Linked DNA regions of Homo sapiens: region 2 is linked to region 1. Evidence: chromatin loops called from intact Hi-C (ENCODE). Cell type or tissue: breast epithelium. All regions are shown on one strand.

Region 1 (5,000 bases):
TTACAGGTGTGAGCCACTGTGCCAGGCCAAAATGGTACATTTTCTGACTTAATTCGCCAATAAAATCATAATGTTCCATTAAACACAGGTCTCCCTCTGTCATGCGAATTGGTCTTGGGCTGGTCCTCCCTGTGATTTACAAATTCCAGGGACAAAAATCCTATCTTGAGAAACTGGCATAAACAATCTATGGCACTCTATGGTGTACAATGCACCCTGTAAGAAATGCTAAGAGACACAATTAATTCATGTGGGGAATCCCCGAAGTGTCATTTATTTTCCAACCTCAGGCAAAAGTTGGGTCTGGCTGTGATGAAACTAGAAATCTACATCAAGTGATGTATCATGTCCCTCCCTCATCTATATACAGGACATTTCTCAAAATGCTCAGTGTCAGAAAACGTTCCCCATTAGACAAGAGCACTCAGCATTACTGAGTTCGCTTCCACCCTTCCACAGACTGTGCGCTGCTTTTCATAACAAAGGCCTCCCTTCCATCTGACAGTCCCAAGACACCGCAAAGGATGGCTAATTCAAAGGAGAGCCTGTCTTCACAGTTTCTTCTGTTATCCAGACCCCGTGATGAAGGTGCTGAGCCTCTTGGGGGTTAGTGTGGGGAGTTAAGGAAATCAATCTCAATGCCATCTGGCTCATTCAAAGCCAATAATTAGTAGAAAATTGACAAAGGAAAAAAAAACCCTACAAATCGAAAACGTTTCAAATGTTTCTGGAAGTACAGTGATGGAGTGTGGCCAAGTCATTTACATGTTACATGTTTCTCTTGGAGTCATGCATAACTGAGAAAATAAAGGTTAAGAGTTCTGTGGAAATTAATTCAGGAAAAGAAGAGGCATTCAGAATTTAAACTGCAAAGGCATTTTTAGCTACAGAAGTGTTCCTGGCAGCATAAAGTAATTTATCTTAAAGGTACAATTCCCCTCCCTTTACTGTAGATACCTTAAAAGATGAAAATCAATTTCACAGTGACAAATGCACTTCTTAAAATAGCAGAACTCAGAGAACATGCAGCGCTTTTTCTGTTTTGTTTCTTCTTTCTTTGGTCTTTGTCATTGTAGACCCATCTTTCATTGAAGTCAGACGGGACCACCCCAGGAGTGGCCAGGAGCCGAAAGCCTCAGTATACATCGTGGACATCTCCAGCACGTGCAAAGGCATAGCATACACTCAGGGTCGGGAACCTGGGAGTCCCCTCACATCACAGCATAGAAGCCTCTGACCATCCCTGCTATTGTTCTCCCCAGTTCTTGCAAGAAATAGCTCACTGAAACAACTCTAAAAGAACCCTGACATTTACTGTATGAGTAATTAAGCTACTTACCGTGATTATTACGACTCCCTCCTTTAACTAAGCCTCTCTGGGTAGAGAGCTATCAGGACACTAATCAAAACAAAAGCCTCAACTACAGTTAAGGCAGGCACATCTCAATCTCCACTCTGCCCAGCACCCCCGTAACTCCCACCTTTCCATGCTGTACAAAATGGGAATCAAGAGACATGGGTTCTAGCCCAGGTCCCAAGCCCAGCCAAAGCTCACTGGGCTTCAGTGTTCTCATCTGCAAAATGGCTACAGGATCCTTCCGGCCTTCAAAGTCTATATGGTTCCATGAAGCCTACATCTGCAGTAGCAAACGTGGACTGTACTTGCTTCTGTACCACAGGAAGATGTTATTATAACCGCTAAACAACTGCACTTCCCCAAAAGTTGTCATTCAGAACAACAATCATCTTTATATGATAGTCCTAAAACTTAAAAGGCCAACACTCTAGTATCAGGATCTCAGAGGACACGACATAAATATGGTAGCTGGTCGGAACTTGGAGAGTTCCAAGAGTTCCAAGTCTAAAGTGTGGGCCCCCAGGGATTCCTTTTCATAAAAACTTCCAACTAGAAAAAAAGAAACTGGCCAAGCACGATGGCTCATGCCTGTAACCCCAGCACTTTGGGAGGCCGAGGTGAGAGGATCACTTGAGGTCAGGAGTTCGAGACCAGCCTGGCCAACATGGTGAAACCCTGTCTCCACTAAAAATACAAAAATTAGCCAGACATGGTGGCATGCGCCTGTAATCCTAGCTAATCGGGAGGCTGAGGCAGGAGAATCACCTGAACCTGGGAGGCAGAGGTTGCAATGAGCAGAGATCAAGCCACTACACTCCAGCCTGTGCAACAGAGTGAGACTCCATCTCAAAAAAAAAAAAAAAGGAAGAAGAAAGATAACCAATTCTTGCTAGAATTTTAAAAAGAGTTATAATTTAGGCTTACAGTAACCTTGCCCCCCTCCTTTGGGAAAGCCAGCCCCCAACTTTTGGTCATATTCCAAAAACTTCCTAAATTTAAAGCTAAATCAAGAAACTATGTATTGACACAGAGAGATATCCCTAATTTATCACAGGTTAAAAAACATGCTAAATGTTTTTATATATGTTTAATGTATTTTTATACAAATATGGACCCATGCTAAAAAACAATAGCAAGAGTCCATATTTGTATAAAAATATTAATACATTAAGGACACGTATTAATATATATCATAGATAACATTCGGAAGGCACTAGAATATTGACATTGCTACCTCCACATGGTAAAATCACAGGCAAGTTTTATTTTGCTCATCTGTATATATTCCTATTCTCCTAAGATGAACATAGTTTGTGTATTTTTTTCTTTTTTTTTTTTTGAGATGGAGTCTGGCTCTGTTGCCCAGGCTGGGTGCAGTGGCACAATCTTGGCTCACTGCAAGCTCTGCCTCCCGGGTTCATGCCATTCTCCCGCCTCAGCCTCCTCAGTAGCTGGGACTACAGGCGCCCGCCACCACGCCTGGCTAATTTTTTTGTATTTTTAGTAGAGACGGGGTTTCACTGTGTTAGCCAGGATGGTCTCGATCTCCTGACCTTGTGATCCGCCCACCTCAGCCTCCCAAAGTGCTGGCATTACAGGCGTGAGCCACCGTGCCCAGCCTGTTTGTATAATTTTTAAGGACTCAAAGCCCCCATGTGTCATATACTGCAGCCAAAAGATGGAAATTACTTAAGTTCATAGGTAAAAATTGTTTTTTCCCAAGATTTTTGCGCCAATACAAATTCATTCAACCAACAAGTAAAATTTCCCCTTTTATCCTAAGCTTCTACATCTGCAAAAGGGAAACATAAACTCTCCTTCAAGTGCACTGGGGTAAAAGTTATCCTTCAAATGCTTTTTGGGAGGTAAAGAAACTCTCCTATTTCCCCGAGGATGTTTCTAACCTATGAATAATTAACACAGTATCCTGAATTTTGCAGCTAGCACCAGGGGTCACAAGCAGCCTGAACAAATATGGTTGAACTTAAAGGGCACAAGCTCTCAGCCCTAGTACCAAGTTCCAACTTTAGCCACTGCGTCAAACCGGATGGTTTACTCTCACAAGTAGAGATGTACAGCACTAAGGGCATGGGTACACGTACGTATGTCCACACACAAACTCAGATCTGGGCCTCATCTGCACAATGATAGACATATGTTAGGCTTGTTCTATATACATAGTTTTATTTAAATCTCCCCCAAATTGGTAAAATACCATCCCCTTATTACAGATCAGGAAATCAAGGCTTAGAGAGTTTCAGTCATTTGCCCAACATAATAACACTAGGAAGTGGCAGAGTGGGGATTTGAACTTGTCTGCCTGATGCTAGGGTTAAGGCTCTTAAATAATTTTCCTACAAGAGAATGAAAAACGTGTCCAAAGTTAACCAGAGCAAACTTTGTTTTCTCTTGGGTGCTGGTAGGTACCCAAGACACTGTGTTGACAGAGGGGCTATTGAGCAGGCATTCCCAGGCCTCTCCATCCAGGCCACTCAAAGCCTCAGTTTCATTCATGAATTCTCCTAGCCCTGGGCCTCCCCAGAAAGCTGAACCTGTGGGGCTTCCCTGCTTCCAGGTGCTGATGTCACCAGGAGACCAGGGCCGAGAGACTACTAACAGCCTTCTCCGGTTGCCGGAGACAATGGCCAGGTGCAGTCACGTGACCCCCAGCCAACCTCCACAAGGCTCCCAGGTGTTAGGTAACAGCCTCTTATCTGAGCTCTGTTAGCAGTACTGCTCAACGCGATTTCTTCAGGTCCTACAAACTTGGGGTGAAGGAATCAAAACAGGCAAATAGCACAGTCTAGGAGCTACTGGTATGGGAGATGAGGCAGAACAGCCTTACCCCTTACCTGCTGGCTAGTGACATGTTGCCATTTGGTAGAAGTGAAAACAGAGGCTTAAGTGCAGTACAGTCTAAATGCGGGGCTAGGACTTGGGTCCCAGGGTCCAATGTTGCCCTAGACCTCATTGGTAGAGGGCTAAGGGCTGAGAACTGTGGGGTAATCCAAGGATCGAAGAATGTGGGGGAAAAGGTAGGCCACACAAAAAAAGAACTTTTAGTTGGTGCCTCAAATCCTTTCTGGATTAAGATGGCACCTACATAGGCAAATAGCTAAATGTTAACACAAGGTTTCATTCTGTCCTCACAACCATCTCTTAAGGAAGGTACTTTACGTCCCATTTTACAGATGAGGAAACTAAGGCACTGAGCGACATGCCCAGTGTCACACTGCTGGTAAAAGGGAGGCCAAGGGTTTGAATCCCAGCTGGCTATGTAGGCTGTCCGATACAGGCCAGGGTTCATTGTTTAGTTGAGGTAATTTTACATAGCATGAAATGCATAAAGTTATAATTTGAGGAGTTTTGGAAAATGAAACATACTCCAGCCACTCTGCAGGACATTTCAACTACCCTGAAAAGGTTCCCCCGGGTCCTTTCCAGTCAATCCTCACCACTTCCAGACACAAAAACACTATTCTGACTTCTATCACCTGGAACTGGGTGATTCTGATGACCCATGCAGGAAACCATGCCCACCCGCTCTCTCTTCTCTTTCCTCATTCTGGAAAGCCAGCCATTCAGCCTCCCCACGCTCCATTCCTCTGTGCCCAACTCATCCTGAGGGACCCAGAAGCACTTC
Region 2 (5,000 bases), 840 kb before region 1:
CCCAGAGCAGGCATCCGTGGATCTGTGCAGGGGAGAGAGGCCTGCCTTGGCTCCAGGTCAGCACCCCGCAAGAGCCTGAGGGTTTTAGACTTGGTGATTCTTGGTAGATCTGTCTTCCTTCCTCCTAAGCAACCCCACCTTGGCAACATGAGTGCCAAAGGCTAACCTGGAAACTTCTCTGTATCCAAATGAGCTCGTCTATCGACGCTGAGGCTGGCAACTCAGGCACGTCCTGGGCTCAGGGCAGCTGTGAGTGCAGGCATGCCACACAGCAGGGAGAGACACATCTAGGCGGGTAAGGGGCAAGAAGAGACACAAAGACTTCTTTCTAGTGGAGAGCGAAAGAGAAAGGCGCCAAGCTCAGTGGATGCTGCATGACCACGAGACCTAGAGCTGGGGCTGTCTGAGCCTCGGAGAACAATGAGAAACTCCCCCCGTCCATCAGAGTGGAGACAAAGTTCTCTAGGGCAGCGTTAGCCCTGGAGGAGTTCAGAGAGCTGATCTCTTTTACCTCCATCCCCACCCCCATCTCAAGAAGGCAGGTGCTAGTCTCCCATTTTACAGATAGGAAGAGTGGACATGAAACCTTCAAAAGCGATGGAGTCAGGATTCCTGGTGGGTTGGCCACTCACTGCTCTGGACCCTTGGTGAGTCCCTTCCCCTGTCTGGCCTCCGCTTCCCCATCTGTAAAAGGGGGTGATTAGATTAGCGCATTTCAATGGGATTCTCAGTCTGCAGTGCCTCTAACTCTCTGGTGAGTGTCAGGTCCAAAGGTTTCCATCTGCAACCGGTCCGTTTTAGGGACTCAGCCTCGATGCTGGGAGAGACTTCTTACAGGATATTCTCCCTAGACCTTTGGGCTCAGTGATTTAAACTCGGTCTGAAGGTCCAGATCACACGTGGGGTTGACACGGCCCAAAGAGAGCCCCCGAGCCCTCAATGGGGAGTCTCTGGGACCAGCACCAAATGGTGGGAAAGCAATTCAGGCCCAAGATGACTTGGAAGCAGCAGGCCCAGTTGGCACAGAATGCCACATTCTGAGTGACAGCCATCCCCTCTGGCTGAGTTCAGAGGCAGGCGGTGTGGGGGATGGGGGTGGCTGAGGAATGAAAGGCAGCAGCAGGGCTAAAATCCAGGGAGGTGGGAAGTAAGGAGCGGGAATCGGGACCAGAATCTGAGAACACAGAACAACCCACAGAAGTGAAAACGAAAGGCCTGATTCAAGCTAGGGAGCAAAGCAGGAAGGAGGTGGAACCTCAATGTCAAATCACACTGAAATAACGGGGCAGAATTTCCAAGAATAAATGGTTCGGCTAGAGTATGTCAGATTTTAAATGATTTTAGATCATAATTACTAATGACAGACTGAACTGTACTGCCCGTAATTAGTCATCTAAGACTCCAAGACAGAAAACAGAAATAAACACAGCATTCATTTTTTCCTTAAGCTGAAGCAAAGGAATGCCTAGTGACAAAAGGCACCGCATGCTTGCATTTCAGAGCCTGCCCTGGGCCCATGAAGCTTCTGGGTCTGTGGCTTTAGTCCTCGGTGAGGACAGGGTGGCCTGGTGCCATGCCTCCCTGGCCAGCACTGAGAAAAATGCTGCAGTGGTAGGAGAAATCCAAGCACCAAGCAGAAAATGTCTGCAGAGACTATCCCTGTGCCAAATGATGTTGTTTTGAGCAGGAGGGTTGCTGGGGAGAGGTGGGCAAGTAACCAAACAGGAGTCATGTGGATGGACGGCAGAGGTTCTTATTCCCAGGGACATTCCTTTTACTCCAAGGAGGACACAGATGCTCAAGAAGGAGAAAATATTATAAGCTAAAAAAGTGCAGTTTCAAAAGGATGTGAGGAAATAGCTTACATCATAAGAAAACTTCCAGTTACCTGATTCTCACCTCACACCTGTTCCACCAGTACCTCCCCCCACTCAATCCTCTCCACTGGGTTTGCCCCTCTGATGGGATTTGACAGGCCCATCTTTAATTGGTTATTGCCATCGCTATCACCTGCAGCCTCAAAGACAAGGTGGCAGGCACTGCAAACCCAGTGAGACCCGCATGGTCTCCATATCTCCTCCCCAGAGGAGCCCGCCCTCCTTAAGGCAGTGGTGAAAGCCATGAAAAGGCCTCGGTGCTGTGGAAAGCAGGGGAGGCTGCTTTCATCTAGGTTTGGGGTAAGGGTGGAGGCAACAGAAGAAACTCCCTCTCCCCGGACCAGGATGGGAGGAAGATCCTGCCTTGTACCGACACTGTGATCACAATCTACAGAGGGAACCGCCATATGCAGGGCTGAGGCTGTGTCCCAAGTCACCATCCAGGGATGAGAGTGTGTCCCAACAGACGACTGGGGAGTGACTAATAGAAACTCCACTAGCTGAGAATTCATCTGACCTGAGGGAGGAGGGGCCTGATGTCTAGCCTAGAGGGCAAGCTCCTCTGTGGAGGAGGGCAAGAGAGCACAGGGGGTCTGGCCCAGGAAAAGTGCAAATCCTTATAAATCATCATTTTGGTTTCTGGTTGGGAACTCAGTCTGTCAAGAGTGTGATTAGTGTGAGTCTGTTTCTCAGAGGGGGATCTTGTCTGAGTGAACTGAGAGAACAGAAGGACCAGGCCTTGGAGTCCTGTGAAGCCAACAGACACCTGAGCCTAGACATGCCTGCACCTGGACACGCCTGCGCCTGGACATGCCTACACAGGGACATAACAGCCCTCAGGCAGGTGCCTGCCCCCTGAGCCTCTCTCAGCTGTGATTGCCCATGTGGACAGAGAGCAAGCAGCCAGGGACACACATGTGGCCAGGGGAGACTCTGCAGGCTCCAGCAGGGCACTGTTCCACAGTAGTCTCTGTCGAAGGATAGTGACGCCCATGCCTTCCAAATGGGATACAGAGTCTGACAAGGAAGAGTATGCCTGGGGTCAACAGGGCTGAGTGTATGAACTTGGGGGTGGTGGTGACTCCCTCCACCAAGGGCCCTCAAGCACAGGCTCTCCTCCAGCCTTTTCCCATGTTCAGGCCCGGAGTCAACACTGCAGATCAGCCTGGGGACCCGGCTGTACCCAGCACACTGAGTGAGAGCCCCACTTACAGCCTAGCAGGGCCTCCCTGAGGTCTGGCTTGTAATACACTGACATCCCACTGTGCTGGAGTGTTCCATTAATCAGCCTGACCAAGCCTCGTGATCTCATGTCAAATCACATGGCTGCATCATCCAATCCTGCCTCGAAGTCATTTCCCGCACTCATTTGGTCAGCAAAGGCTGTGCCAAGGCCAAGCCAGCAAACACTCAAAGCCTCTGCACCAAGGCAGGAGCCCTGGCTGGAGAGAAACAGCTGGTTCTGATGACCTCTGCTCAAAATCCAACACTTTCTATCTCCGCCTAGGAACAAATCACCCCAGGGGCCTCCACCAATGCACTCTCCCACCCTTTTCCACCTCAAAACCAGGGCCCTGGCTCTGCAGAAACAGGCAGCAAGTCACACTCAAAAGCGAAGCATCGTGCTCGCGGCCGACCACGCACCGAGATATATTCTCATTTCGGCTCCTCCAACCAGTGAAAGTCAGTCACGCTGGTGCAGAAAGGGAAGCTCCATGGGGCCAGGAGATGACTCACTCACTGTCAAACAGACGCAAAGGATCTCCCAGCCCAGGCGCGACCTGGATTACAGAGAATGACAGCGACACTCAGAGCTGATATTTGCGGAGTGTGAGGCACCCTGCTAACTCATTTAACCCGCACAGCAACACCACCGGGCACTGTTATTACTCCCATTTCACTGTCGAGAAAAATGGAAGCACAGAGAGATGAAGGGACTTATCTCGGGGTACGCAGTTAGTAAGCGACACAGCTGGGACTGGAACCCAGGCAGCTGGCGCCAGCACCGTGCTCCCGATCTTTCCACCGCCTGTCACTGAAGCTCTGGGTTCCTAAGGGACCACACCAACATACGATTTCACGACTTTCTTGTTCTGCTTCTGCTCCTAACTTACAGGTGACCTGGGGCAGGTGACCAACAGCAGGGTCCCCATCAGTAAACAAGAAAGTCCCCTCTCACTGTGTACTAGGAGAGCACACGCAGCAGACACGACATATGAGGCTTCAAAGTTCTTTGTAGAGAAAGGTAATCCTTAAGCCAAGTATCAATAATTGTTGAAAGGGCTTCACACAGCTATCGAAGAAGCTAAAACTATCAAGCAGCTATCGAAGAGTGTGTGTCACCAGACAGAAGACAGAGCAAAGATCGAAGATGAAGTGTCCAGTAGGAGGCATCCAGTAGGAGGCACTACTTTGTCCTCGGCACTGTGAGTTGGAACTGCAGTTATAGCGAGGAAAGGCAAGAGAGAAATGAGGGCCTGTGCACTTTTCAGGGTCCTCTCAACAAGCACATGGACGCATTGGAAGGCTGGGCACTAAATACTTCATAAGCCTTGCTCTAGAGGAAAAAAAAGTTATTCTCCTCAATTTGGAAAACATTTTTTAATTATGAAAGAAAGCAAAATACAATTAACAGATGAAAAGGCCTTCTCACTGGACTATCATGAAGTTTTGTTTCCTGCCAGTCATTCTTTCTATGTATGGAAAGAAAACTGATACTTCGGATGAAAGAGATCCACGTCTAAAGATGGCCATTTGAAAGCGGGAAGGGTATTTCAAGTCTATTTCATCAGCTTAATTGGGCCTGGGCCTTATCCAGAGGAACAGAAGGGTTCAAAAGATGTCTTCTGAAGACGTTTCTCCAAGGGAAAACTGCAGATGTGCCAATGCGTGAGCCTGTCCTGCCTGTCTGGATCCTGGGTAGCCCTCACTAGGCTGATGGATAAACTGGACAGACACACAGACACCGAGTGCCAGTTTCTGGAGGAGCCCCCTGGGAAGTTCATCATCTTCATGCTGAATCTCTCCTCCCACAGGGACACAAACTGGAAAACATGGTGCCAACTAAGAAAATAGGAGACAGCAATTTTTCCCAAATCTCAATGAACAGATGGACAATTTAAG

The links. A loop is a pair of places that touch in the nucleus more often than their neighbours do. Peaks named below come from ENCODE experiments on the same cell type or tissue, not always from the same donor. Only the 100,000 strongest peaks of a DNase experiment are listed, where the experiment ranks them.
Region 2: a loop joins it to region 1, with 24 times the contacts of the local background. A loop is called at or near these places in 1 of 110 quality-filtered maps.

Annotation. Positions count from the first base shown.
Region 1 is chr14:91,409,758-91,414,757 of GRCh38, forward strand. All of the region lies in intron 2 of CCDC88C (coiled-coil domain containing 88C), which reads right to left. Among named protein-coding and RNA genes, the nearest start is that of CCDC88C, 5.6 kb to the right of the region's middle. RefSeq lists enhancers at 450-579, 1,151-1,230. In breast epithelium, no CTCF peak of the experiment used is centred here; no DNase peak of the experiment used is centred here.
Region 2 is chr14:90,567,072-90,572,071 of GRCh38, forward strand. All of the region lies in intron 19 of TTC7B (tetratricopeptide repeat domain 7B), which reads right to left. Among named protein-coding and RNA genes, the nearest start is that of TTC7B-AS1, 73 kb to the right of the region's middle. RefSeq lists enhancers at 2,495-2,995, 2,996-3,496, 4,276-5,000. In breast epithelium, no CTCF peak of the experiment used is centred here; DNase peaks (open chromatin) are centred at 1,661 and 2,720; H3K27ac peaks cover 1,581 bases.